Regions from separate parts of the Homo sapiens genome. Here regions 1 and 3 are each linked to region 2. A link is an interaction called in ENCODE POLR2A ChIA-PET data of the cell type or tissue named here. Cell type or tissue: GM12878. All regions are shown on one strand. Each heading gives the region's core, and the rest is flanking DNA. Links, peaks and the distances in the headings are about the cores only.

Region 1 (10,028 bases), core at 1,094-9,093, 200 kb after region 2:
AACACAAAAATTACTTGGGCGTAGTGGTGCGTGCCAATACTCCCAGCTACTCAGGAGGCTAGGCAGGAGAATCACTTGAACTCAGGAGATGGAGGTTGCAGCGGGCCGAGATCTTGCCATTGCACTCCAGCCTGGGCGACAGAGTGAGACCCTGTCTCAAATAAATAGACAAATAAATAATAGGCCAGGTGTGGTGGCTCACGCCTGTAATCCCAGTACTTTGGGAGGCCTAGGTGGGTGGATCATCTGAGATCGGGAGTTCGAGACCAGCCTGACCAACATGGAGAAACCCTGTCTCTACTAAAAAAATACAAAATTAGCCAGGCGCAGTGGCGCATGCCTGTAATCCCAGCTACTCCGGAGGCTGAGGCACAAGAATCGCTTGAACCCGGGAAGCGGAGGTTGCAATGAGCCAAGATCATGCCATTGCACTCCAGCCTGGGCAACAAGAGCAAAACTCTGTCTCAAAAAAAATAATAATAATAATAATAAAGCTTTTTGTCCTGAACATCCTAATTTATCCCTATAGAAGAGCCAGAGGATTCCAGGCAAGGATTATGTAGGAACAGTGCTCAGCAATGTGATTTGAAGAGCATCAGATATGCTTTCTTATTTAAAAGTATCTCCTTTACTTGCCTCGTTTCTGTGGAGTAAACTTTACTACAAACTCCAGTCTTTGTTTGGTGGATAGATAACAGTTCTTGGCCAGGCGCGGTGGCTCACCCCTGTAATCCCAGCACTTTGGGAGGCCGAGGCGGGCAGATCATGAGGTCAGGAGATCAAGACCATCCTGGCTAACACGGTGAAACCCCGTCTCTACTAAAAATACAAAAAATTAGCCAGTCATGGTGGCAGGCGCCTGTAGTCCCAGCTACTGGGCAGGCTGAGCCGGGAGAATGGCGTGAACCCAGGAGGCGGAGCTTGCAGTGAGCCGAGATCGCGCCACTGCACTCCAGCCTGGGCGACAGAGCAAGACTCCGTCTCAAAAAAACAAAAACAAAAACAAAAAAAACAAAAAACAGTTCTGTCTGCACTCAGGCTTCTCAAGGTCTCCCCTTCAAACCCTCCTACTCCCTTCACCCCCAGGAATACTGGGGCTGCTATTCCATATATAATATTTTCCCATCATAACATATATGTTAACCCTTAAATTGGTAAGTATAAGAGATATGTGCGGCTGGGCGCTGTGGCTGAAGCCTGTAATCCCCCGAGGCCGAGGCAGGTGCATCACGAGGTCAGGAGATCAAGACCATCCTGGCTAAGACGGTGAAACCCCGTCTCTACTAAAAATACAAAAAATTAGCCGGGCATGGTGGTGGGCGCCTGTAGTCCCAGCTACTCGAGAAGCTGAGGCAGGAGAATGGCGTGAACCTGGGAGGCGGAGCCTGCAGTGAGCGAAGATCTCCCCACTGCACTCCAGCCTGGGCAACAGAACAAGACTCCGTCTCAAAAAACAAAACAAAAAACAAACAAACAAACAGAAAAAAAAAACAAAGATATGTGCAAAGGGGAGTGGAGATCCATAGGAGGGAATGGCAACTTTCTTAAACAAGTCTAGAAAGGTTTCACTGGGAAGATTGCAGGATAACTGGGATTTGAAGGATGGTTAGAATTTTGCCAGGTGAAAACAAAAAGGTTTTCTCAGGTGGAGGGAATAGCATGAACTTTATTTAATTATAAAATTTCTTTTTGAAATAGAAGTATTCCAGTTAAGGATGGCCGGGAGTGGTGGCTCATGCCTGTAATCCCGACACTTTGGGAAGCTGAGGCGGGCGGATCTCAAGAGATTGAGACCATCCTGGCCAACATGGTGAAACCTCATCTCTACTAAAAATACAAAAATTAGCTGGGCGTGGTGGCACATGCCTGTAGTCCCAGCTACTCGGGAGGCTGAGGCAGGGGAATCGTTTGAACCCAGGAGGTGGAGGTTGCAGTGAGCCGAGATCGCGCCACTGCACTCCAGCCTGCTGACAGAGCAAAGCGAGACTCTGTCTCAAAAAAAAAAAAAAAAAAAAAAGTAATATTCCAGTTAAGAATAACACATTAGGGATAACACTAAATCTTCATATAAATTTATTGTATTGGCTCACTTTACTGATTGATTGAAGGTTGCAAGATAGCATAAGACTCTTGGGTTGCAGGTTTTGGGAAAGAAGAGTGGGGTGGAAGTGGGAAAGATAACTCTGTTTATCTAAGGGAAGATTTGGCTTAAAGCTCCCAAAATGGCTGGCACTTGTTCAACACGTGATGATGATGAAACTGACATGGATACTAATCTTAAGGGTAAACAAAGGTTGTCAAGCTATCAAGACTGTTTTAATAATGATGATTCCAAAGTAAAAAAGTAACAATAGTATTTTACATTTATGTAGTGTATTAGTCTATTCTCACACTACTTATAAAGAACTACCTGAAACTGGCCAGGCACGGTGGCTCACGCCTGTAATCCCAGCACTTTGGGAGGCCGAGATGTGCGGATCACTAGGTCAGGAGATCGAGACCATCCTGGCTAACATGGTGAAACCCCGTCTCTACTAAAAAATACAAAAAATGAGCCGGGTGTGGTGGCGGGCGCCTGTAGTCCCAGCTACTCGGGAGGCTGAGGCAGGAGAATGGCGGGAACCCGGGAGGAGGAGCTTGCAGTGAGCCGAGATCGCGCCACTGCACTCCAGCCTGGGCGACAGAGTGAGACTGTGTCTCAAAAAAAAAAAAAAAGAAAAAAAGAAAAAAGAAAAAGAAATATGATCCAATCACACCGCAATCCAATCACCTCCCACCAGAAGCCTCCTCCAACACTGAAGGTCATAATTCAACATAAGATTTGGGTGAGGACACAGAGCCAAACCATATCATATAGCATTTTAGAATGTTCAGTGGACATTTTTGCATTCATTAATTTATTTGACCCTGACTGAAGTTATGAGAGATAAAGACACTTCGACTCAAAAATATTTTGATCACTAATCCAAGGATCACTCTCCTAATTAGCAGAGCTGGACTAGAATCTGGGCATCCTGATGAAGTCTAGCATTATTTTCTTTGTTCTTCTGGAACAAATTAACCCTCAGGGTGACAATGAGAGACTTTTAAAAGAATTCACAGCAAGGGATATAGCCCATAACAGAAAGTTCCAGGCAAAGATTGTGAAAAATTACAGCTTTCTGAAAACCAAAGGGTCAAACCATGTAATGTTGGATGATTGTTTTTGAATTCCCTTGATTTCCTATCAAGTTGAGTCCTGCACAGACATTGAGGTTCACCCTTTGTTTATAACTTGGCTTGAGTCACTAAAGGCAGTTGATCAGCAGCTGTAGTGCAGCCCAAACACCTGAGGGCTGATCTCTTCCCACCTCTGCTTTATGATGAAAATTTCTTAAGTGAGTGAGTGGGTGTTATTTGCTGAGAAGGAGCTTCACTGAAAAATGCCTAGCAGACAGCAAAGGAGTCCTCGTTTCCTTCTTTGTTATCTTGTTTCTTTTTCTCAAGAAACTTTGAGTAAATAAGTAGGGAAACTTAGTTGATTTTTTTTTATTATACCTTATTTGGGTTAAACTCTGTATTACTTGATTATTGTTTTCTTTTTTCTTTTCTTTTTTTGAGACAGTCTTACTCTGTCACCCAGGCTGGAGTGCAGTGGCATGATCATGGCTCACTGCAGCCTCGACCTCCTGGGTTCAAATGATCCTCCTACTTCAGCCTCCTGAGTAGCTGTGACTACAGGCATGTGACACCATACCTGGCTAATTTATTTATTTATTTATTTATTTTTAGACAGAGTCTTGTTCTGTTGCCAGGCTGGAGTGCAGTGGCGCAATCTTGGCTCACTGCAATCTCCACCTCCTGGGTTCAAGCAGTTCTCCTTCCTCAGACTCCCAAATAGCTGAGACTACAGGCGCCCACGACCATGCCCGGCTAATTTTTGTATTTTAGTAGAGACAGGGTTTCAGCATGTTGGCCAGGGTGGTCTTGATCTCCTGACCTCAGGTGATCCACCCGCCTCAGCCTCCCAAAGTGCTGGGATTACAGGGGTGAGCCACTAAACCCGGCCTGGGTTTTTTTTTTTTTTGGTAGAGATTTTTGCTGTGCTGCTCAGGCTAGTCTGGAACTCCTGGACCCAAGCGATCCTCCTGCCTTGGCTTCCCAAAGTGCTGGGATTATAGGCCTGAGCCACCGTGCCTGGCATTGATCATTGTTTACTTCCATTTATTTTATTATAGCTTTTCCTGTTCAAGGGTTTTTGTTTGTTTGCTTTATTGCAGACAGGGTCTCACTCTGTCACCCAGGCCAGAATGGAGTACCATGATCATAGCTCACTGCAGCCTTGAATTCCTGGCCTCAAGTTATCCTCCCACCTCAGCCTCCCAAAGTGCTGGCATTATTACAGGCATGAGCCACCACGACCCACCTCAAGTGTTTTTTAAGTTAAAAAATTATTTAACTTAACCTCCAAATTAGGAGGTCTGCTAGAGTACTTCTCTGAATAATATTTTTCTATAAAGTGTACATGGGTACACTTTATAGAAAACACCTGCTTATATTTTCTGGGTCCTTGAATGAATGGAGAAGGTGTGACAGTACTTTCTGTCAGACTGCATGTGAAGTACAGCTTAACTGGGTACAGGATTCTTGGGTCACAATCATTTTCCCTCAAACTTCGCAGATGTTACTTCACTGTATTTTGGCACTTGGTGTTAAAGTAGAGAAGTATGATGATATTTGATTCATTTTCTCAGATGTAGTCATTTTAAATAAAGTGTCTCAATATCTGTGAGATTTCTTTTTTCTGTCCTTAAAATATTTAAAACTTCTGATTATAAAAGTAAGATTGGAGATTACCAAACATTTGGAAAGTACAGAAAATTTAAACTATAAAATTTAAAATAACCAATGAACAAATAATATTTCACGATAACTCTTATTAATATTTATTGGTGTGTTTCCTTCCAGTCCAGGCCAGACTATTTTAAAATAAAGATAATAGATATTTAAAGTAATCTATTTAACATATTTAAAATATTTTCAGAGCATTCAAGCTCCTCTATACATTCCAAATTAAGAAGCCTTGATAATAATGACTAACATCTATTAAGTAATTCTACTACATGCCAGGCACTCTTTTAAATGTTTTACATGTATTAATTAATTTAACCTTTATTATAAGCCCATGAGGAAGATAATGTTTATCTCTACTTTGTTTTTCTTTTTTTCTTTTTTTTCATGAGGCTCTGCTTTCACGGTCTGTATTCGTACTAAAAATCAACATCAAGCGAGCTTTTGCCCTTCTGCTCCACGGGAGGTTTCTGTCCTCCCTGAGCTCGCCTTAGTTTTTTTTGTTTTGTTTTGTTTTTTGAGCTAGAGTCTCACTGTGTTGCCCAGGCTGAAGTGCAGTGCCACAATTTCGGCTCACTGCAACTTCCACCTCCTAGGTTCAAATGATTCTTGTGCCTCAGGCTCCTGAGTAGCTGGGATTATAGGCGCCCACCACCACATCTAGGTTTTTTTTTTTTTTCATTTTTTTGAAACAAAGTTTCACTCTTGTTGCCCAAGCTGCAGTGCAATGGAGTGATCTCAGCTCACTGCAACCTCCGCTTCCTGGGTTCAAGCGATTCTCTTGCCTCAGCCTCCTGAGTAGCTGGGATTACAGGTGCCTGCCACTACGCCTGGCTAATTTTGTATTTTTAGTAGACATGGGATTTCGCCATGTTGGTCAGGCTGGTCTCAAACCCCTGACCTCGTGATCCACCCGCCTCGGCCTCCCAGAGTGCTGGGATTACAGGCATGAGCCACTGCGCCCAGCCCATTATCTCTACTTTTCATATAAAGAACTTTAAGCAGCAGGGCATGGTAGTTCATGCCTGTAATCCCAACAGTTTGGGAGGCTGAGATGGAAGGACTGCTTGAGCCCAGGAGTTTGAGACCGGCCTAGGCAATGTAGTAAGATGTTCTTTCTAAAAAAAAAAAAAAATTCAAAATTAGCCAGACGTGGTGGCTCATACCTGGAGTCCCAGCTACTTGGGATGCTGAGGTGGGAGCATCACTTGAGTCTGGGAGGTTGAGACTGCAGTGAGTGATCATGCCACTGCACTCCAGCTGGGACAACAGGGCAAGAACTTGTCTCCAAAAACAAAACAAAACAAAACAAACAAACAAAGAAAACAAAACTTAAAACAGGCTAACTGAATTTTTCAAGGTCACAAAACTAGAAAATGACAGAACTGAGACTTTAATTCAGGTGATCTAACTTCAGGGCCCAGGCTGAGGCAGGAGAATGGTGGGAACCCGGGAGGTGGAGCTTGCAGTGAGCCGAGATGGCGCCACTGCACTCCAGCCTGGGCAACAGAGCGAGACTCCGTCTCAAAAAAAAAAAAAAAAAAAGAATCCAGACTTCATAGTGGCTACCACAGTCTGGAGACCATTTTTCTGTACTGAACCATTAATAGGGGGCCAAAAAAGGGATTTGAGGCTGCTGTGTATATGTATACACTAAATGTTGGTGATTTTAAAACATATTTCCCAGTTTTTTGAACTGCTTATTGAGTGGTGGTATTTTTGTCTCCTTTCCTTGAACTTTGAGGGTCTTTGTGACCGCATCATGACTCTACATGAGTTGCAAGGCTAGATTATGAAAATGTCACTCGGCCTCCATCTTGGCCTCTTGGCATGCTCACTTTCAGAACTTAGCCATTATGATGAAAGGAAATCCAAACAACTCCATGGAAAAGCCACATGACAGCACAAACTGAGGTCCAGTCTGAGGGGCAGTATCGACCACCAGACATGTGAGTGAGCAAGTCTTCAGACAATTCAAGTCCCAGCTGCCAAGTCACCCTCAGCCCTGAAGTCTTCCTAGCTGAGTCTCTAGACATCTTAGAGCATATATAAGCCATCCCTATTGAACCCTCCTCCAATTACAGATTTGTGAGCAAAATAAATGATTATTATTATTTTAAGACACAAAGATTTGGGATAGTTTGTTGAGCAACAATGGTAACTAGAAAACCAAGTATATATTACCCTTCTCATCACATGCCTGCTTATACACACACACCAGGCTCATTGACTTTACTTAATGTTTAGTCAGCCGCCTATACAATATGTGTGGACCTTTTTCCCTGAAATTGTTTTCCAGCTAACTTTGAGTTTAATTTCCAAAGTAAGAGCAAAGACTAAGACACAAGGAAACACAAGGCTGCTGGCCTGTGGTTGAGTCTGGTAGTCCAAATATCTACTGTTCCCTTCTTTGGCCATAGAAACCCCATTTAATTTAATTCTGGTCAACAGGATGGATTGAAAAGTTGCTGTGAGTGTTAAATGAGTTATACATGTGAAGTACTTAGAACAATACCTGGAACATAAAAATTTATCACTATGAATGAGGGAGCTGCTTTGGTCCTGAGGGCATTGTAAATTGGACAAAGTTGACCTACAGGTTTTAATAATGCAAGAGGAGTAGATTCTACTCCCCAAGTATCTGAGAATCCATCCTTTCAGCCTTAACTCAGACCTTTATCAGTTCTCACTTAGGTTTTTTTGGTAAACAGCAGCCAAAAAAAGTCTCTCTGCTTTATTCTCTTTCATTCATTCTTTTTTTATTAAACAAGTATTTGAGTGCCTGTTATGTTCATTATAATCTAATCACAGTTAATTATTTAATGACAACAGTGTTAAGTTATAAGTTTTTTTGTTTTGTTTTTTTTAAATGAAGTCTCACTCTGTCACCCAGGCTGGAGTGCAGTGGCACGATCTTGGCTCACTGCTGCAACCTCTACCACTGGGGTTCAAGCAATTCTCCTGCCTCGGCCTCCCAAGTAGCTGGGACTACAGGCATGCACCACAATGTCTGGTTAATTTTTGTATTTTTAGTAGAGACGAGGTTTCACCATGTTGGCCAGGCTGGTCTCAAACACCTGGCCTCAAGTTATCTGCCTGCCTCGGCCTCCCAAAGTGCTGGGATTACAGGTATGAGACACCACGCCTGGCCAATAAAGAAATAACGTTTCTCCAAAGAAGATATACAAATGGCCAATAAGCACATGAAATGATGCTTAACATCATTAACCATTAGGGACACGTAAATCAAAGCCACAGTGAGATCCCCATTCATACCCACTACGGTGGTTAAAATAAAAATGATACACAATAACAAGTGTTAAGAAAGATATGGAGAAATTGGAACTTTTATATATTGCTGATGAAATTGTAAAATGGTATGGCTCCTTCGGAAAACAGGAAGTTCCTTGAAATGTCAAACAGAATTACCAGATAAGCCAAAAATACTGCTTCTAGGTATACGCCCTAAAGAACTAAAAACAGGTGTTCAAATAAAAACTCGTATACAAATGTTTATAGCAACATTATTTATAATAGCTAAAAAGTGGGAAAAAAACAATTGACCATCAATGGATAGATGGATAAATGATATTATTCAATCATAAAAAAGAATTAAGTGGCCGGGCACAGTGGCTCATGCCTGTAATCCCAGCACTTTGGGAGGCTGAGACGGGTGAATCACGAGGTCAGGAGTTCAAGACCAGCCTGGCCAACATAATTGAAACCTCGTCTCTACTAAAAATACAAAAATTAGCTGGGCATGGTGGCAGGTGCCTGGAATCCCAGCTACGTGGGAGGCTGAGGCAGGAGAATCACTTGAACCTGGGAGGTGGAGGTTGCAGTGAACTGAGATTGCGCCACTCCACTCCAGCCTGGGCAACAGAGACTCGGTGTCAAAAAAAAAAAAGAAAAAAGAATTAAGGATTGATACATGCCGCAAAATGGATGAACCTTGAAACATGCAAAGTGAGAGAAGCCAATCACAAGCGGCCATTTATTGTGTAATTCCATCTATATAAAATGTCCAGGGTAGGCAAATCCATAGAGACAGAAGTAGGTTGATGATTGTCAGGGGCTAGAGGGAGGGGGCACTGGGGAGTGATTGCTAATGGGTAAGGGGTTCCTTTTTGCAGTAATGAAGTGTTCTAAAATTAAGTAGTGGTGAAGATTGAATTATAGATTATATAAAAACCACTGAAATGTGTACTTCAAAAAGGCGAATCTTATGAAATATGAATTATATCTCAATAAAGCTGTCATAACAATTGTCTTGAATGAAGAAGGGCTCTCTGAACACATAACCGAGAAGCCATAAAAGACTGATATGTTGGACTCCATAAAAACACAGCCTCTCACTCCTGCTCTCAAGGGATCCTCTAGACTGCAGGCTCACCACCATGCCTGGCTTCTACAAATGTTTAAGAGAGAGAAATGCCCGTACATCACTTTAAAAAATGCAAATTAAAACCAAAACAGGCCAGGTGCGGTGGCTCACGCCTGTAATCCCAGCACTTTGGGAGGCTGAGGCGGGCGGATCACCTGAGGTCGGGAGTTTGAGACCAGCATGACCAACATGGAGAAATCCCGTCTCTACTAAAAAAAAAAAACCACACACACAAAATTAGCCAGGCGTAGTGGCTGAGGCAGGAGAATTGCTTGAACCTGGGAGGCAGAGGTTGCATGAGCCAAGATCGCGCCATTGCGCTCCACCCTGGGCAGCAAGAGCGAAACTCCATCTCAAAATAATAATAATAATAATAATAATAATAATAGCATGATGATACAAAAGTATTTGATATGCTATATATGTGTGAATACTGAATTGAGCACTTTGTGTAACTATTGTTGCTATGTAGATACTATGTGAGGATGAAATCATGAAAAAGAATGAATATTATATCTTTTGAAACATGTATTTAAAAAATTATATAATAGCATTCCCTCTGCTAAATTACATTCTTGCCAAGTAGAAATTCAAGTTACACAAGCAAGAGCCTATTTTAACTTTTGGATGAATGTTGTCTTCCCATATATATATATGCCTTAGCTACCTGCTTCTAGATAAAGATCAGGTTAAGTGTCTTTCACATGGGAATTTCAAAGCAGTTTAAGGGCAATAATTAGTTCTCATAATAACTCTGTGAAGTGTGTGTATTTTTTCATATCTATTTTCACATGAGAGGACTGACAGGCTAAAT
Region 2 (10,028 bases), core at 1,396-9,395:
TAAAAAAAAAAAAAATTTTTTTTGAAACAGAGTCTCACTCTGTTGTGTCCGGAAATGGTGGGTTCTTGGTCTCGCTGACTTCAAGAATGAAGCCGCAGACCTTCGTGGTGAGTGTTACAGTTCTTAAAGGTGGTGTGTCCAGAGTTTATTCCTTCTGGTGGGTTCGTGGTCTCGCTGACTTCAGGAGTGAAGCTGCAGACCTTCATGGTGAGTGTTACAGGTCTTAAAGGCAGCACGTCTGGAGTTGTTCGTTCTTTCCGGTGGGTTCGTGGTCTTACTGGCCTCAAGAGTGAAGCTGCAGACCTTCGCGGTGAGTGTTACAGTTTGTAAAGGTGGCGCATCCGGAGTTGTTCATTCCTCCTGTCTGGCGTTGTTCGTCCTTACAGAGAGCTGATTGGTCCGTTTTGACAGACTGCTGATTGGTGCGTTTACAATCCTTTAGCTAGACACAGATTGCTGATGGGCGCATTTACAATCCTTTAGCTAGACAGAAAAGTTCTCCAAGGCCCCACCCCACCCAGAAGCCCAGTAGGCTTCACCTCTCAATAGCACTCGCTGCGGGACTTTGCGGCACCTAGCCCAGGCACTCCGGCAGCCCAGAGGGAGCTCATCCCCCGATCAAGCCCAGCAGGCGTCGGCCGCGACAGGCCCAGTCCGCGCCCACCCGGAACCCGCGCCGGCCGACGAGCGAGCTGCTGCACGCAGCCCCGGCTCCTGCCTGCGCCTCTCCCTCCACACCTCCCGGCGAGCAGAGGCTCAGGCCTCGACCAGCCCCAGAGAAGGGCCCCACAGCGCAGCGGCGGGCTGAAGGGCTCCTCCAGCACGCCAGAGCGGACGCGGAGGCCAACGAGGCGCCGAGAGTAAGCAAGGGCTGCTAGCACGTTGTCACCTCTCACTGTCACCTAGGCTGGAGTGCAGTGGTAAATCTCGGCTCACTGCAACCTCCACCTCCCGGGTTCAGGTGATTCTTGTGCCTCAGCCTCCTGAGTAGCTGGGATTACAGGCACGCGCCACCACTCTGCTAAGAAATGTTTTAAATCTGTGCAAAAGCCATTTTCAAAGAGAAGAAGATAGCTGAGAAACAACAGAAAAGGGAAGGTCAGCCCACAAAGAATGAGTAGAGGCTTAAGTTCAAAAAGACAAAGATACAGAGTCATATATGGCCATTGGCTCCTAAAAGAGCTACTTATGAGTATCAAGTATGGAAAGAACTTTTTGTTGGACATTCGTCCCACAGAAGAAACTAAACCCTTCGTCAGTAGAGCCATGTGCTTAGCTAAATCTATTCCTCAAATAAACATTCCTTTAGAACATTAAAGTTACTTTTTTTTTTTTTTTTTTTGAGATGGAGTCTCACTCTGTCACCCAGGCTGGAGTGCAGTGGCGTGATCTCAGCTCACTGCAACCTCTGCCTCCCAGGTTCAAGTGATTCTCCTGCCTCAGCCTCCGGAGTAGCTGCGACTACAGGCGCGCACCACCACGCCCGGCTAATTTTTGTATTTTTAGTAGAGATGGGGTTTCACCTTGTTGGCCAGACTGGTCTCGAACTCCTGGCCTCAAGCACTCCACCCACCTCGGCCTCCCAAAGTGCTGGGATTACAAGCATGAGCCACCGCACCTGACCAAATTTACTTTCTTAAGGGAAAAAAAAGAAAAGCAAAATAAAACCTATCCTTTTGCGCCATGGAGTTTTAGGGTCGGGCAGTCTTGGAGGGAAATCCTTACTCAAAACCTCACTAGTGGTACAACTTTGAGTGGGTTACTATACCTTTTGCACCTCAGCTGCCACACCTATAGAGAACATTGACAATGACAACATGGAGGGGAGTCATGGCCATCACACGACAGCCCCATGCTGGTGTCCGGGTGGTGCCTTCTTCCCGGCTGGCTCCGCGGTTTCCATGGTTTCTGTTAGTCCCCTCCCTCCATCCCCACTTTGGCGTTTGCCTTTGTTTGATTCATGTTTCCACCCTTCCTCTTGCCCCTCCACATTATGAGGAAAAAGGGAAGCCTCTGATCTCTCTATTTGGAAGTTTGCAGAAGCCTTTTCCTACTTCAGTGAAGTGCAGTCATACAAAATTTATACTCAACAGCATCAGCAGATTTTTTTCCATCAATATTTCCTTTTTAATTTCAGCTTTATCTGAATTTTAATAGCATAAAGAATTTACTTTTGTTCTTTTAAAGAGCAACCAAAACAAGAATAATATATGTTTGAATATAAGGTCTTAACACTATGTTTAACATGGTGTTTAGGCTATGCCTATAGAGGTTACAGGTGTTTTTTGGTGAGTAAATTATGAATGCCATGGGTGTATATGTGCTTATAATCTTACATACATATGAACTAGGTGTGTGTGTGTGTATGGTATATATAAAAAGTCATGAGATCCAGATCTGACCACCTTGATCTTTTTTCCTCTTTGATTTTCACTACAGCAAACACTGAACCTAGAGCCAATCTTCACATGAACCTTTATGAAACCTCACCGTTGACCCAAACAACAGAGAAGCAGGTATAGTATTGACTCTGAATGAGGATGACACTAGGAGTCACAACTCTTGGGTTCTTGTTTCAGCTTGCTGTGTGCCCCTCAGTGAGACTCTTTACCTCTCTGGGCCTCATTTGCCTAATCAGTAAAATGAGACAAGTAGACTATGAAATCACAGAGGTTCCTTTACTCTTAGACTTGGAATGTCTTAACTTGGACTGTATTATTTGGCTCTTTACTTGTGTGAATAAGCTCAAGGTCTTTCCCTGACTTCTGCAAAGTCAGAAAGGGAATAAGGGAACACAGAAAGGTGGCATCCAGTGAGGCAGTAGGCACTAGTTTTCATTCGTAAAATTAGTAATTCGTAATTAGAGATAAACATTAGCAATTAAGAAAAACAAAGTGCAAAGGTAATCATGAAGAAAGGAGGATGGTGCTTCATCTAGATACATTAAGAATTTCTATTAGCGGGCCAGTCACAGTGGCTCATGCCTGCAATCCCAGCACTTTGCGAGGCTGAGGCAGGCAGATCACCTGAGGTCAGGAGTTCGAGACCAGCCTGGCCAACGTGGTGAAACCAACCCCGTGTCTACTAAAAATACAAAAATTAGCCGGGTGTGGTGGCATGCACCTGTGGTCCCAGCTACTTGGGAGGCTGAGGCAGGAAAATCGCTTGAACCTGGGAGTTGGAGGTTGCAGTGAGCTGAGATCATGCTGCAGCCAGAATCCAGAGTGAGACCCTGTCTCAGGAAAAAAAAAAAAAAAAAAGAATATCTATTAGTGGTTCAAGGACATATGTTCACAAATATTTATAAGTTTGTTCCTTCCTTGGAAGCTTTGAAGCTGGAACTGTCTCCAAATTCTCTCTAGAGAGACAACTCAGGGGAATTCCTAGAACTGAATCCAGGGCCTCGGAGAACCTGAGGCAGAGGCAGCACATGCAGCTCCAGGGGACTCCCAGGTCTCATCCTACTGTGTGACACCTCCAGGCCATGATCTTGACTTCTCCATTCTGTCCACCTTCCTTCCTGCCACAGCCTAGCTATCTCTTCTTCCCCAGCACTCATTATACATAATGATAAAGAAACGGGTTTGCTTTCATCTGCGTGCCTGAGCTGGGCTCTGAGGTAGGACCTGAACTCTCTGTGACAACCCTAGGCCTGGGTCAGGCCTCCACTGAGGTGAAACGCAGCTGAGCGGCTCCTCCCTGCTGCCAAGGAGCTGCAGAACCAACATTTGCATATTTTAAATGCCCACTTTGCAGACATCCCATTTACGGGATCTAGAGACAGAGTTTTTGAAAGAGTGTGTGACTAAGGAAAACATAATATGGTGTATTTTGATAATTCTGCAACCCAAAGGCCATGCAAAGGCCTCACATACCCTAAACACACCCCAAATTCACACAGCCCCACGGTTCTATTCCAAAAGAGCTACTATCACCTGCAATGAAAGAGAGGCTCAGCCAGGTGCAGTGGCTCACGCCTGTAATCCCAGCACTTTGGGAGGCCAAGGTGGGCGGATCACGAGGTCAGGAGTTCAAGACCAGCCTGGCCAACATGGTGAAACCCCGTCTCTACTAAAAATACAAAAATTAGCTGGGCATGGTGGCGCACATCTGTAATCCCAGCTACTCGGGAGGCTGAGGCAGGAGAATCGCTTGAATGCAGAAGATGGAGGTTGCAATGAGCCAAGATCACTCCATTGCACTCCAGCCTGGGCAACAGAGCAAGACTCCGTCTCAAAAAAAAAGAAAGAGGGGCTCAACCATGTCACATTAAATCCTAGGTTGAATTGTTAACTTTGTAGTCAGAAGAAGGAACACCAGAGCGAGGGGTCTTAAACTCTCATGCTGGTTCCCCCCGTGAGGCTGTGGAAAGTCAGCTCCCTGAGAAGCCCATGCACCTGCCTCCTTTGTGAAATGATGGGGTGGCTCCCACCAGAACCCATTGGTTTGTCCAAGTCGCAGTAGTCCCAATTCCTTTAGAAGCAGCCCTGGAAAGAAAGGGCATCTGAGGAGAAGTCTAGGGAGCCCCACCAGCCCCAAACACAGAGAAAACAGGGTGGGAGGGAGGTGGGGGTGACTTCCTGGCCTCCTGCACCCCCGCTTACTTCTCGAGGCTAATGGCCTCTTATTAGATTAATCACTGACTTCAGTTTTAACTACTTCCTCAGCCTACTCCATGGCAATGACTAATTTCATGTTTATTATAAAGCATCTGGAACACATTTAGAACAAATTTCTGTCCAGCTGATTTCAGTTCCCTACCTTGATGGGCCACTGGCAATCCAGGGGATTCCTTCCCTGCGGCCTTTCCCACCCTGAAGCAGAGGACATCACAATACTGATCTTAGCAGCACCGTTCCTTTCCATCAGTTCCCCCACTGGCTGCCCCCTCCCTCCCTTCCTTGGGATCTGACCCTATTAGGGGTTCAGTCACATGAAAGATTTGTACTTTTATCACCCTGCTAGCTGAGCGAGGGGAAGACATGTCAAAGGTGGATATTCTGGTATTACCACCCTCTAATGAGAAGTCGCAGACCTAGATTTTGAAAACAATCTCTGGCGTGTGGGTTGGAGAGAAAGCCACAGGGTGCTCTGCAGAGGCTGGGGTGACGGCGTTCCCTGGGCTGGAGGCTTCTGCAGAGGCCCTACCGCTGTGATGGGAGAGCCTTCACCTTGTCTCCTCAGAGGCTGTCCAAGCTGCAGTGGGAGCAGAAACGGTTAGGCTCCTTCCTCCAGCACACGATGATGGCAAATGGTGGGAATGGTTCCCAAGGCACCCCTTCCACACCTGACCCAAGGAGCGGGGCCTAGGCAGCGAATCCATCAAAAGAAACGAGAGTAGCAACTGATATCAGCAACTTCCTAGGAGTTGGAAGAGGGGGTGAGGTGGTGGGGGCAGGGGTAAGAAAACTACAAGGGGAAATGTGGAGATGAAAAGAGAGCAATGAAAAAAGAAAAAGGAGACAACCAGACATGTTTCAACTCCAAGCTCCCATTTCCTCTTTCAAATGAACTGCTTCCCCACTGTGAACAGAATCAAGTATTTATGAAGGCATTTTTTGCATATTAATAGCTGCATATGGAACATTGCCAGAGCTGCAGTCCTGAAGGTACAGTGCCCTTTTTTAATGCAGGTCTTTCAAACTCCTCACAGAATTTGGTATTCTTCAGATTTATTTTCATTTCTGCCTCGTGGCTCCTCCTAAGGCCCTTCATTTGATTAAGGGAAATTAGTTCCCGGGATACTTTCAGAGACAGAGTATTGCTCTTACCTCGGTGAGCTGCTGACATCAATCACTGGAGAAGCTTTTCCTCTCCCCCAAGGCCTCTCTGTGTAGAGGCCGCAGGTTGGGTAAGGTGACCAGCACCTAAAAAGAGTATTAAAATTATAAATGAAAATTTCAAGAGGAAATATTAATATAGCTAGACAGTGGTGGGAGGAAGTAAAACTAGAAAAAAAAGTAAAATAGTTTCATTAACTTTACCATCTATACTCAGTAAAGATTACCTCCAATTTTAAAAGAAAATCATTGAGAACCAGGAGAAAAATAAACAAAAGACAGAAACAATTCATATCCTAAAAGGAGTAACAGAAAATAAATATGAAAAAAATCATTCATCTTGATTAACAATTTATATGCATATTGAGGCAAACTGTAAGTACCATCTTATATCTGAGATTTGTGCCTTCTCTTACTCTTTTTAAATGGTAACACCCAGGGCTGCCAGAGTTTTGGTAAAACTGGTATACTTATACACTTCTGGTGGAACACAGTCTTGGTTCAATCCCTTTGTAAAGCAAAATGGCAATATAACTCATGAAACATGAAAAACATGAAATATCCATTGATTATGTATTTCTGACTTCCGGGAATTTATCCTAAGGAAATAATTCAACAGAAAAAAAGAAAAAAGTCAGTGAAGATGTCCATTGCAGCATTATCTATAACAGAGAAAATCTGGAAACAGCCTAAGAGTGTAACATCAGAGAAATGATTTTGGGGAGGTTTAGAATCTTGTGGCCTCCAGCCGCATGACTCCTAAACCATAATTTCTAATTTTGTGGCTAATTTGTTAGTCCTGCAAAGGCAGTCTGGTTCACAAGTAGGAAGGGGACTTGTTTTGGGAAAGGGCTGTTATCGTCTTTGTTTCAAAGCTAAACTGTAAACTAAGATCCTCCCAAAGTTAGTTCAGCCTACACCCAGGAATGAACAAGGACAGCCTGGAGGTTAGAATCAAGATGGAGTTGGTTAGGTCAGATCTGTTTCACTGTCTCAGTTATAATTTGGCAATGGCAGTTTCACCCTCAGTGAAGGGTTGACTTCAAGCATTAAAAAAGAATGATTGTTCATACTAGAAACTGAGATTTAATACTAATGTTTAACTAACAGGCAACATCACTGACATTTTGGACCAGATAGTCTTTGTTGTGGGGAACTTTCCTGTTGATTGCAGGATGTTAAGCAGTATACTAGATGCCAGTAGCACAACCCTCCCCAGTTGTGACAATCAAAAATGTTTCCAGACCCTGCCAAATGCCCACTGGGGAGCGAAATCACCTCCAATTGACAACCACTGGTTTAATTTTTTTTTTTTTTTTTTTTTCTTTTTGAGATAGAGTCTTGCTCTGTCACCCAGGCTGGAATGCAATGGCACAAACTCGGCTCACTGCAACCTCCGCCTCCAGGGTTCAAGCAATTCTCTTACCTCAGCCTCCCAAGTAACTGGAATTATAGGATCATGCCACCACTCCCAGCTAATTTTTTTGTATTTTAGTAGAGACAGGGTTTCACTGTGTTGCCCAGCCTGGTCTCGAACTCCTGAGCTCAGGCAATCTACCCGCCTTGGCCTCCCAAAGTGCTAGGATGACAGGCGTGAGCCACCGTGCCCAGCCTGATTTAACATTTTAAAAGTGGAAATCAAAATAAGTCAACTATGACTGCAACTATGTAAAAAAAAAAAATGTATCTATTCGGAAAAGACTTGCAAATAATGCATGAAAAAAGTGCTGTCATGCTAACTTGAAATCGAGGTGGATTATGTTATTTGTTTTCCTGGGCTTTTTTTTTTTTTTTCATTGTTTTGCCTTTTTCTAAATTCTACCTATAAGGAAAGACAGATCATGAGGAGAGCTGGTTTTATTCAAGTCTAGCATAAAATAATCTCGGACTCAGTGTATACAACAAGTATTCAGCAAGCTGAACGGGGTCAACACCATAGCACCATTATTTTTTAGCAAATTATCATTGGTTTAAAATATTTAACATTAATCAGGTTTTTATTAGTTTATTGAATAGAGTCATCAGCATTCTCTTTTTAAGGATCTCAATCCCTTTTTGGCATTTTATCCCTCTAACTCTAGACTTTGGGGGACAATGAATTCATCTTTCTGAAAAATTGGAACTCAGAGCATAAAACTCTCATCCATCCAGATCCATCTATGTAAGCTTGGGAAAAGAGGGGCGCTTGAGCCCACTTGTTTATAGAGCTGTCAGGGCAGAGGTTGTCAGTAAAGAGTATCAAAGTACAAGCTCAAACCTTAATTAGATTTCCCAAAAATGATTGCATCTCTTTGTTTAAAATAAGAAAGAAAGCATCTCACCAGTTTTCACATTGTCACTTTTCTCCCTTTGTTTAAACTATTTCCAGGCTAGGGAGAACAAACATCCTTTCTCACATGCCTTATCTTGGGTTTTGTTTTGTTGCTTTGTGGGGCTTAGAACTTTGATAGTATCCTAAAAATCCTGTTAAATTGGTGTTATATCCCTTTCTTCACTTCTGTTTCAACCTATACTATCTCTTGAGTTCAGGTTTCATAAGTTTACAACAGTATAAATTCATATTTAATCTTATGTATCCTAAGTGTATCTCTTTTGGATTTCAAAGAGTAGCCTGTAATTCTAGCTTACTAGGATTTGGTTTGAATAAACCTGTGTTTACCGCCATCTGTTTCCTTGGTGGTTTCACAGATGGTGTTCATATCCCCGTCAGCTCTCCTCTTTCAGGACCAAAAACAACATGCACACGAAAAAAAAACAAAAGATAAAACACCTGTAGACACACTATGTTTTGTACAAGGGTACAATCGTAACCTTTTATTTCAGTGTCCTTTTAAGCCGTACCCTACCCTGCCTTCTATAAGGCTGTTATCTGCCTTTGTATCCTTTGTGTCTGGCACAGTTCCTGGTACATGGGAGCCACTCAAAAATAAATCAACAGGCCGGGCACAGTGGCTCACACCTGTAATCCCAGCACTTTGGGAGGCCAAGGTGGGCGGATCACTTGAAACCAGAAGTTCGAAACTAGCCAGGGCAACAAAGTGAAACTAAACCTGTCATTAACATTAAGATCCATGTTCTGAATAGAAAAACCCTATCTCCTCTAAGTAGAATTCAGAGATTGCACTTGTTTTATTTTCAGTGATAATGAGATGGAAGTTCAACTGATATTTTCCCCACAACTCACACAATCTCTGGGCATTTCCTGCCATTGGTCATTATGATTTGGTTTTTCCTTCTCTGGAAAAGCTTTGGGTCATGTGCAGACTCGGGGATGTCACTAGGCATCCTTCTTGGAGATCTCTCTGAGGCTGACAAGTAAGATTGGTCTCCACACCAATGCCTAAGAGAATTCGCTTCTGCATTTCCCCATCAAGAGAAGTGCTCTTGACTCCCTACCCTGCCTTTGTTTCTTGTTTCTAAAGTCAGCTGTCTTTTCCAAGACACTGCCAACGTTCACCTATTTCCATGCCTGTGCTCACTCTCCCTTCTCTCTCTCCCCACCCCTCTGGTTTTGTAAATAGCTTTGGTTGTGGAACTTTATTCAAAGGCTTTTTGAAGATCTAAGCAAACTTCATCTTCTGGTTCAACCTTACCCACAGGATTACTTTGTCTGCCCCAAAACGCCCTAGACAATTTAAGGCTAATTTCCTGAGAGGGGTTTGTTTTTAATTACAAAAGGAAGGCTTTTATTTGCTGAGTTTTCACTGCAACTATCATTTATTCCAATAAGTCTGTATTAATCGATGTCTTGGCTGCTAGTGACACATAATATCTGCGTAGTTAATTTTTTTCCTTTTTTCTTTGTATTATGAAAAATTTCAAAGATATGTAAAAGGATAGTATGATGAACCTCCACATACCTATCACAAGCTTTAACAATTATCTCCCCATTCTCTTGAGAGGGTCTTTTTTTTTTTTTTTTTTTTTTTTGAGATGGAGTCTCACTCTGTTGCCCAGGCTGGAGTGCAGTGGTACAGTCTCGGCCCACTGCAACCTCTGCCTCCAGGATTCAAGCGATTCTCCTGCCTCAGCCTCCCAAGTAGCTGGGATTACAGGCGCCCGTCACCACACCCGGCTAATTTTTGTAGTTTTAGTAGAGTCGGGGTTTCGCCATGTTGACCAGGCTGGTCTTGAACTCCTGACCTCAGGTGATCCACCCACCTTGGCCTCCCAAAGTGCTGGGATTACAGGCTTGAGCCACCCGCCTGGCCAAGAGGGTCTTTTTAAATGGTAAAAACAGCCAATGTT
Region 3 (10,028 bases), core at 674-8,673, 180 kb before region 2:
AAAATATATTCTTTTAGCAATTTTGAAATATACAACATGTTAACTGTGTTCATCATGCAATGTAACAGATCACTAAAAGCAATTCAGATTTTTTTTTTTATACTTTAAGTTCTAGGGTACATGTGCACAACGTGCAGGTTTGTTAATGTGATCCCAGAGAATGTGATGTTTTCTGTATTTAAGAATAGATCCCAGAAACAAAATAACCATTGATAAAGAAACCTACTGTTACCATAGCATGCAAATACAGGCTTTAGCACTGAGGCAAAGGCTATCTGAGAATTGTGTTGGCAGCTTAAATGTCCATGGTTTACCAGGCAGTCATCTTTCTCATTTGCTACATGGAATACGTATGTCATGGCATAATGATATGTAGAAGCTGTATCATCACACTGAAAAAGCCCCTCAACCACTGCCTGCAAAATCAGCTTTGAATTGGCAAAGTAGACATCCCTAAACCTCAGCCTTCTCTCTCAAGCTAATTCCTCCAACATCAAGCAATAACTATTAAAGAGCAGCTGCTCCAGGTGACAGGTGACCAGCATGGCTGATTCCTAGCACATCTCTCTGAATTGGTCAAAGGCAAAAACGAAAAGCAAAACTAAACTAAAAACCACACACACACACACACACACACACACACACACGCATGCGCACACACACACACACACTCACACAGAGAAACCTTTCAAGATACTCTAAGGATAAACTCGAGAAATATGGGGAGTGTGATAAGAAGTAGCTTAGGTTCAGTTAATACACAGAGTAAGCACAAGACACATTACAGTGTCTGCATCAACAAAACGAAGGGAAAAATCCGCCTAAGCAGCAGATCATGGATCAAAACTCAAATTCCAGAGATTGTGGCAGTTGATTGGCAAAACCTGTCAATTCCAGACTGGCTTAAATTGTCGTTTAAGAACAGATGTCTTTTAGGAGTCAAGTATCTGAAGGCAATTAACTAATACTAACTCATTGGGCCACTCTAACTATGCCTGCTTGGCAATCAGTAAAAGCTTCCCAAAAGGATGGTGGCAGAGTACAATGGAAAATATGCTGGAAGCCAGAGAGGATGTGGGGAGACTGGCTTTCCCACCCATTGCCAGGGAATGTGGATGCCACAACATTTTTGGCAAGAGTCAGGCAGTACATATTAAAACTCACTTGCCCTTGGTACCAGCAGTCCCACCCTGGGAAATCTATCCTAAAGAAATAAATGCATCCAAGGGCAATAATATGTTGCAAGGCTATTACGTTGCAGTGTTGTGTGCACAAGCAAAAAACTAGAAACAAACTGAATGTCTCTCAGTATAGAAATAACTGAACATGCGACGGACATCTGTTGACTATTCATTCAACATCATCTGTCCCCTTCTTCTTTGCAACGGAAGCTTGATTCTGTTTAGGTGACCATTCCCAGGAAAGGAGACCTGTAGTCCCCACTCCAGAGGAAAATCTGTATTAGTCTAAAATGAAGTAGATTTGAAATCTACTAGTTCCACCCTGGTCCCACCATGTCCTAGCTGTACAACCTGGCTGTCACTCCACCTGCCTGGGGCCCCAGTTTTCTCTTCTGCAAAATGCCCATTCTTACACTTGCCCTGCCTAGATGGTAAGGTTTTTATTATGTAAAAGCATTTTGACAACTTGTAAGCATTCTACCAATTTAAAGAAGGATGGGTTTTGGATCAGCCTCTATGTGTGGATGTTGTGTCTGCACTCACCTCCAGGACGCCATTCACACCCGCCTCCTCAGCGCCACACTGTTCCTACACATGAGCTAAGCGGCAGCCAGCCAGGGCCCCAAGCTAGGCTGGCTTTCCAATGCTTTGTTTCCACCCAGGGCTCCAGCCAACACTTCGATTAACTTCTAACTGAAAAACGATGCCAGCTGTAGGACCCAGCTGCTCTTGCCTTCGATGGGATTTCTCTCAGGTTTTCTTTCTTGTGACTCATGACTAAGATGTCCCATCCGTATCCACCATCTTTCCAAAGACAATGTGTAAGATTTGCTTCCCGGGTCCAGTCCTCTCCCTACTCACAATCACACGTGCTGATTTAATCTCAGGAGACGTAAACATTTGCTGGACTTTCTCCATTTATCCCCATCCGTCCGCGGCTATCTTCCCCCACACACGCATTTCTATGTTCTCCTTTTCTCGACACCCACTGCTTTACCCATGCTGCCCTGCGTTCCCTTTATTTCTCAAACACTCAGTTTTCCTAAAATGCAGTTTCCCATTCTCTGGACATAGGAAACTTCTTGCTTCTTCTCCAATGGGGTAGGAATTAGTAAAATTTGCTCCCAAAGCTGCTGTTTCCTTTTTTTTTTTTCCCCAGAGAGATGCCATTTTGGGTGTGTGGTGTTTAAAGACCCAGGGCTGGGTCCCTTGGGGATGAGCTGGAATAATAAGGTTGCTGAACCAGACCTAACCCATTTGGTTATAACAGAAAGTTGTTTTCTACTGAGAGTGGCTTTGAGGCTGAGATGGAGGAACAACATATGGGGGAACAGGCAGAGGCGGGAGGCAATCACAGGGGGACCTGGAAGACCCACAGGGGCTGGCTCAGGGTTAAAGGGAAGCTGGGTCCTGTAGCAGGGTGCTGCCGGGTTGCCATTTGGCATTGATGTCTGGGGCCTCTAGGACTTTTTCCTTTAAGTTCCCCTTGTCCCCTGCCTAGCTTCACGATCCCTCCACAGTCCAAGGCAGAGGACCACAAAGAGATGTCACAGAGAGCACCTGGGTTGCAGTCAGCACACTAGGGTTTGCATTTTGACACTGCTCCTTCCTAGTGCTGTGGCCTCCAGTAAGTCACCTCTCTGGCCCTGGGGGCCTCCTCTATGAAGAGGGAACTGTAATACCCAGGAGGATCAAGGCGAACCAATGCATACTAAGGCTCCTGCTCAAGGTGTGGGCCTCTGCTGCACGAGGCCTACAAAGGAAGGGTTTGCAGTAGATTACAAGCAGCTCATTCTGAATCTGGGGAGAAAATGAGTCCCATTAGGGGAAAAACAAAGCCCTGCATAATAGGTATTAGCTGCAGCCCTACAGAGTCAATAAGAATTAGGTGGGTGATATAACGCTACCCTTGGATAAGTTTGCCCTAATTTTGGCAAGTTCCAGTCTAACCCTCTGAGGCTAGGTCTTTTCTCCCTGGATGGAGAGTTATTTCTTTAAAAGAAGAAAAGAGGCTGGGTGGGGTGGCTGAATCCCGTAATCCCAGCACTTTGGGAGGCCGAAGTGGGCAGATCACTTGAGGTTGGGAGTTTGAGACCAGCCTGGCCAACATGGTGAAAACTTGTTTCTACTAAAAAATACAAAGATTAGCCAGGTGTGGTTGCAGGCACCTGTAATCCCAGCTACTCGGAAAGCTGAGGAAGGAGAATCGCTTGAACCCAGGAGGCAGAGGTTGCAGTGAGCCGAGATCATGCCACTGTACTCCAGCCTGGGCAACAGAGCGAGACACCATCTCAAAAAAAAAAAAAAAAAAAAAAAAAGAAGAAGACGAAAAGAAAAGAGAAACTATTTTGTCATTTTGTATGCATATAAGCAAGAGGGAAGCATTTGTCTCTGTCCACATTACAAACAGAGCCCAGCTTGATGCCAGCATCCTCAACAACTGCCCCTATGTTACCTGAGGATTTACATGGTGCTCCAGAAGGAAGATCTTGGCCTAATCCAGATTCTGACACTACCTGTGTGACCACAGACTGGCCACTTACCCTTCTCTAGGGGCCTTATTTATTCATTTGAAACAAAATACTGGAATCAGGAGCTAAGGTTTCTTCCATCTCAGGCATTCAGTGATTCTGGTCCTTGGTGGGAGGCCTGGACCTTATCTCCCAGTGCAGAACTCCTCTCCCAGGCTGGGTCTCCCCAAGGAGACTGAGAGTTAACTGTGATAAGTTCTGAAGAACAAGAGTCCCACAGCCACCATCACCACAAGAAGAGGTCATCCAGGAACTCTGCCAATGGGTAGCAAGGCCAGTCTTGGTGGTGATGGGGAGGTGGGGATGGGAAGGTGGAGACTGTCCCCTCCCCACCCAAATCCTGCCTAGTGGCCTCCTCCAGTGCGCCACAAGAGGACTGAGTCTTGGTTGCTCCAGGCAGAAGAAGCTCCTCCCTGCACACCAGAGCTCCTCATTGTCCACAGACATGTCTCCCCATAATGACTTTAGTGAATGTGCCCCGAGGGCAAGATGATCATGTATTCCAGAGAGAAAGGAATACCCTCAACCACGCCTCCTGGGGGGTGGGGATGGCCAGGACCATTGTGGTGCTCCTGCTGGCTCCATTATAAACAGGGACAATGAGGTCAAGTTACACAGGAGTCCATATGTTCCACTGAAATTAGCCACAGGCCTCGATGCAGTCCGGTCTCAGAAAGAAAGTCACGACCTGTGCCCATTGTGAACATTTGATGCTAGCCAGGCCAGGAGTGGGAGCCAGCGGGGTGTGGGTCAGACCTTGACATCTCTGCCTCTTTTAGAGCCACAAAGCTGCTAGCAGCAGAGCAGATACAGTTTGTGGCAAGAAAATGAGAGAAGCACAGCGTTTTCATGGATCACAGGCATGGGGGAAAAGACACTTCAACTCCGTTGTGTGCTGACAGCTCATGTAGCCTGTCCCACCACTCCTCGGCTGGTCCCACGACCTGAGCCTCTGTCCACGGCCCCCTTCCGTTCAATGGTCTGCATTGTGCAGGAAATATCTTCCTTTTGTTTTTCCAACCATTTATACCTCGGCTCATTTGTTTTCTATTCTTGGGAGCAATTCATCTGCTCTTGGGCCCCACAATGTCTTTCTTCCCTTGATTCCTAGACAAGATGCTTGGACAGGTCCATTGTCTTAACAGTGGCCAACTCGTGGTATTTAATAAAAGTTGTGCTTTAAAAAGAAAAACCAATGGGGATTCCAGTTTTTATCCATGGTAACTTCTGAGAAATTTGGTAGTGGTGCTGCTCCTGTGTGGCTTGGCCTTTGTGCTTTTTGTTTGGATTTCAGGGGAGAGTTCCACAGGGATACCTGGGGAAATTTTCCATGATGCCAAGACAATGGGCAGAGTTCCTCCCCATTCCTCTCTGCCATCCTGGCAGATTGTAAAATTATACTCTATTGCTAGAATGAAGGAGAACTTGTATGGAGAGTCCTTTCTATTGCTCTGTGGACTACAGCCCTTCATGGTTGTTCAAGAAAAATGGATTTGGGGGCAGAAAGAGAAAAAGGCAGTGAGGTTCAGAGCAGTTTGGGCCCAGGCAGGCTCATATATGGAAGGGACAGAGGCTTACAATAGAAAGTGTTGCAAAGACCTGGCCTGGAAGTCCCAGAAAGGGTCTTAATTGTAAGTCATTTTGTCAATGCATCGCAGGCTTTTTTCTGGGTGCACCAGAGAAATTACTGTTGCTGGGATCATTAGGGGTGCAATTATCCCAGTTATTAATACACCACCAAACGTGGGAGGGGAGGGCGTGCTCAGCCCCATCCATGGGCTCCCCAGCTGCAGGTTTTCATTTCCCAACAGCACAGGAGGTCTCGTAGGGATCCACAGAATTGTCAAGATAACTACTGGCATCTCTTGGCTCCAACAGAGACTTGCACAGTATTATAGACAGAGGAAATGCCATTGAAGAAGTGGCTGTAAGATTCTTCAGGGTTGGGTCTCCTTGGATCTCTCACACTTTTTCCCTCAAAAATGTGTCACAGGTAAAGTAAGTATTTCCAAACAAAGCTTCAGGGTAGCATAAAAAGGGTCAGACTCTCCCTGCTCCACACAAGCCATGGGTTTCACGATGTCTATGTATCCATACATGCACGTGCCGTGTGCGCGCACACACACACACACACACACGCATCCCTTTGAACATGGTCACTGGTGGAGAATGAACGGCCTCTGCTCTAGCCTGAGCATCTGTAAGATGGTCAGGGGATGCCACAGGCCCCACTCATCTACAGGGAGGCATCTCATCGAGCCAGACTGCACAAAAGCACCTCCTCAACATGGTGGACGCTCAGCACTCTTGGCAGAAACACTTGGCACTGGCAGGAAATCTCAGCAGGGCGGCTTGTTTCCGCTCATCAAACACCAGTAGCTTTCACCGAGAGCAGCAGCAAATGGAAGAAATGTGTCTGATCACATCCGGGCTGTGTGTCAGCACTTTTCCGAGGCAGAGTTAGCTGGATTCTAGCTTTGAAGAAAAGGTTGTTACACTCTCTTTCTGTCCTGCAGTATCAGCCAAGAAGCAGGTGGCAGGGACTTACCTGACACCCAGCTGCCCTCCCAATGCCCCTGGGACAACCTGAGAGGGTCAGTTGAGAAACAGAAACTAATGACAGAGCCCACTCTCTCCCTGCTAAACACAGGGCTGCCAGCTACTCAGGAGAAATGAATGCCCAGGGACAAAATACTTGGGCCTCTCTTGTGCCTCCTCTGTGGCCATCCCAATAGCTTCCTGTTCATTCTGCTCTTGTTGGTCCCCCCAGCGGCTAGGCAGGGAGGGGAAGCAGAGTGTAGACCCCCATGCCTCAGTATGACTTGCGCCTGCTCAGCAGCTCCAACAGCAAGACTGGTGAGGAGATGCAATCTGTGAATTATCAGTGGGTCAGGTGCTGGAGGATGCCCAGGCATCCCCCAATAAGTAGCTGCTCTTATAACCAAGAAGCCACGCTACCCCCCATCATAAGAGGAGTAGGGGAGTAGAACAAAGATACCCTTGACCCCATTCCTTGCACCACAATCTCCTACCCAGACTAGAGAAGGAAGTGTCTATTTGCAAGGCGGGATTCGTGTGTTCCACACTTGGATTCACTCCTGTGGGCCCAACTCACCATCCAGAAATACAAAAGGACTTCTCTGAAGAGTATAAAGCCCCACACTCTTTCAGAGAGCTGCCTTGGAAGGTCAGAACTCTTTTTTAAAAGTGAATTTAAACAGGTCGCCAATAACGGCAATCTTTGAAATATACTCCTATGCATCCTGAAGTCAAGAAGAGTGGCCACATGGGGTCAGTGGTTCACATCTGTAATCCCAGCACTTTGGGAGGCTGATGCAGGAGGATGGCTTGAGCCCAGGATGTTTGAGACCAGCCTGGGCAACATGGCAAAACCCTTGTTTCTACAAAAAAAAAGTTTTAGTTAGCCAGGTGTGGTGGTACGCACCTGTGGTCCCAGCTACTCAGGAGGCTAAGGTGGGAGAATTCCTTGAATGCAGGAGGTTGAAGCTTCAGTGAGCTGTGTTTATGCCACTGCACTCCAGCCTGGGCGACAGAGAGACTCTGTCAAAAAAAAACAAGATGATGTAATATTTGAAAGTGTACTTTCCACTTTTTTATTTAGGTTAAGTACATACACATTAAAATATACAAATTGGCCAGGCATGGTGGCTTGTGCCTGTAATCCGACACTGTGGGAGGCCAAGGTGAGTGGATCACCTGAGGTCAGGAGTTTGAGATCAGCCTGGCTAACATGGTGAAACTCCATCTCTACTAAAAAATACAAAAATTAGTCGAATGTGGTGGCACGTGCCCGTAGCCCCAGCTACTCAGGAGGCTAAGGCAGGAGAATTGCTTGAACCCAGGAGGCGAAGGTTGCAGTGAGCCAAGATCACACCACTGCACTCCAGCCTGGATGATGGAACGAGACTCCACCTCAAAAAAATAAAACAAAACAAAATAAAAATAAAGTGTACACATCTTCAGTAGATAAGTTGATGAATTTTTGAAGATGCATTCACACATGTACCCACCATCCAGATCAAGCTATAGATTTCCAGCAGCCCAAGAGGTCCTTCATGCCCTTTCCAAGTTGATACCAAGCAAGCTACTACCCTTCTGACTTCTGTCACCATAGATTCATTTTACCTATTCTAGGAGTGCAGATAAATGGAATCACACAGGACCTACCCTTTCATGTCTAGCTTCTTCTCCACATTCTACCTGTGGTGCTGCCTCACATTGCTGAACGGAGGAGTAGTTCAGGCTTTTTCATTGCCTAGTTGTATTCCATTGCATGAAAATCCTTACTTTGCTTTGGTCCTTTGTGGCATGAGTGAGAGAAAGCAAGAGAGAGCTGCGTGGACTTGGTGCTTCTGCTGGGCAGCCCGGTAGCGGAGGCCAGCATGCAGCCATGGGGAGGAGGAAACGAAAGCAGAAAATGGACTGCAGAGCTCTCAGGAAGGAAGGCTGGAGCCAGCCCTGCTGTCTTGGGCCATGTGTCCTAGGCGCTCCTGCTGAGTAGGGAAGGAAGATTTCAGACCAACCTCCCTCCCCACCCCCAACAACAGCCGACTGTTCCTAGACCGTCGCCCCCTCCCCAAAAGCTCGTTCTCCAAGGACAAAGAGAAACTCAGAGATCTCAACTGCTCCACAAGCCAGTGTGAGGAGAGGCCCTTTATTTCCCGGGGCCTCTGGCTGACTAGCCAAACCAGTCGAGCATGACAACCGTCTGCCCATTAATGCGAGTGCCAGCCCCAAGCATCTGTTTCTTTCTCTCCTGTTTCCCGTGGGTGGTGGGTGGGGGCTCTCTCCAGCTCCTCTGCACTTTTTCCTCCTAATCACAATCATTTGTCTTAACAGGGCTGCAAACCACTGTGGCTAAAAAACCCAAGCAGCGCCCGCACAAAGCCAACAGGCACCGGCCTTGCCCACATCCCCTGGCTAGCCTAAAGTGAAATTGAAGCAGCCCACTCTGCCATTATCCTCTTTCCTGCTTGTTTCGCAGGGCCTACGGCTACTTTTAGATGGCCACACTGCCTGGTGTGGCCTCCAAATATCTGACCACCCCTCCTCCGGTTTCCAAAGGCAAATGCCAGGACCCCATTGACACAAACCCAGTGCCTTAACAATCTGAAGACCAAAGAACCAGCCTTCACAAGGGGGCCTGGAGGTGCTGTTTAGGCCAGGAGAAAGACTTCGCTCCGGGGGTGGGCTTTCTGAGTGAGTTCCAGTCTTAATGAAAACCCAAGAGGAGCTTTGGGAAAATGTGAAAGGGGCTAACTGCGGAGGCGGGGGAGCCACCCACGGCCACCCAAGACCACTCACTCTACCTGCCCTTTCCCACCCCAGCTAAGGGTCCTAGACGGCCACCCTCCACCCAAACCCCCACCCAACACCAGGTTATCAGTCTGGCACCCTTGTCCCTGCTGCAGGCTGTGTCTACCCCAGGGCCCAGCCTCTAAGCCTCTCTCCTTTGATTCTCCCCGCAGCACCTTCTCTTAACCCCCACTGCTGTTATAGGCTGAATTGTCCCCACCCAACCCCCACCCATATGTTGGAGCCCTAACCCCCAGTACCTCCGAGTGTGACCGCATTTGGAGACAGGGCCTTTAAAGTGGTAATGAAGCTAAAATGAAGCTGGTGGACCCTCAGCCAATACAACTGGTGTCCTTATAAGAAGTGGGAGAGACACCAGGGATGTGTGCACACCAGAACAGGCCGGGCAAAGACACACGGGGAAGACGGTCCTCTGTAGGCAAGGTCAGAGGCCTCAATAGAAACCGGCCCTGACAACACCTTGATCTTGGACTTTGAGCTTCCAGAACTGTGAGGGAATACATTGCTGTTGTTTCAGCCACCTAGTCTGTGATATTTTGTTCTAACAGCCTGAGCAGGTAATACAACTGCCTGTACTTTCTTTTGAGAATGGCCCAGACCTTGGTCACTGCTCCAGCAGACCCTGCCGGCTGACTGCCACCCAGGGGGAGAATGCGGAGGGATGGAAAGGGAGCCCACACTGTTCCCAACCCAGGCCCCACCCACCCTACTGTCCCGAGCCACCTTCCACCAGGACGTCTGTGGGGCACCCTGTCCCCTGGTCCCTCCCAGCTCGGTGGCAGGGTCTCCTCTGGCTTCACCTGATGGAAGGTGACTCCCAGTCTCCTTCTAGCCAACAGGACCACGGATGCATTAGGCCCCCTCAGAAGCAAGCAGTGCATGGGGATCCATGCTGAGATGAACAGTCCCCGGTGCAGAGCAGACGGTGTCAATCTCTGGAACGGAATGGGAAGAAGAGACTGCCAGCAGGGTGTCTCCA

What was found. ChIA-PET counts read pairs that join two places held together with the same protein. Peaks named below come from ENCODE experiments on the same cell type or tissue, not always from the same donor. Only the 100,000 strongest peaks of a DNase experiment are listed, where the experiment ranks them.
Region 1: POLR2A ChIA-PET joins it to region 2 with 6 read pairs; 2 of 35 experiments call an interaction of 5 or more read pairs at or near these places.
Region 3: POLR2A ChIA-PET joins it to region 2 with 5 read pairs; 3 of 35 experiments call an interaction of 5 or more read pairs at or near these places.

What each region holds. Positions count from the first base shown.
Region 1 is chr2:202,341,051-202,351,078 of GRCh38, forward strand. No RefSeq gene overlaps it. Among named protein-coding and RNA genes, the nearest start is that of BMPR2, 30 kb to the right of the region's middle. In GM12878, for the core only: no CTCF peak of the experiment used is centred there; no DNase peak of the experiment used is centred there.
Region 2 is chr2:202,135,993-202,146,020 of GRCh38, forward strand. KIAA2012 reads left to right here. Exons shown (of 24, transcript NM_001277372.4): 13 at 2,440-2,516. Among named protein-coding and RNA genes, the nearest start is that of KIAA2012-AS1, 24 kb to the left of the region's middle. In GM12878, for the core only: no CTCF peak of the experiment used is centred there; a DNase peak (open chromatin) is centred at 4,889; H3K27ac peaks cover 254 bases; H3K27me3 peaks cover 120 bases.
Region 3 is chr2:201,958,737-201,968,764 of GRCh38, forward strand. No RefSeq gene overlaps it. Among named protein-coding and RNA genes, the nearest start is that of FZD7, 70 kb to the right of the region's middle. RefSeq lists enhancers at 3,915-4,415, 4,416-4,916, 5,929-6,018. In GM12878, for the core only: a CTCF peak has its summit at 6,990 (motif pointing right); no DNase peak of the experiment used is centred there.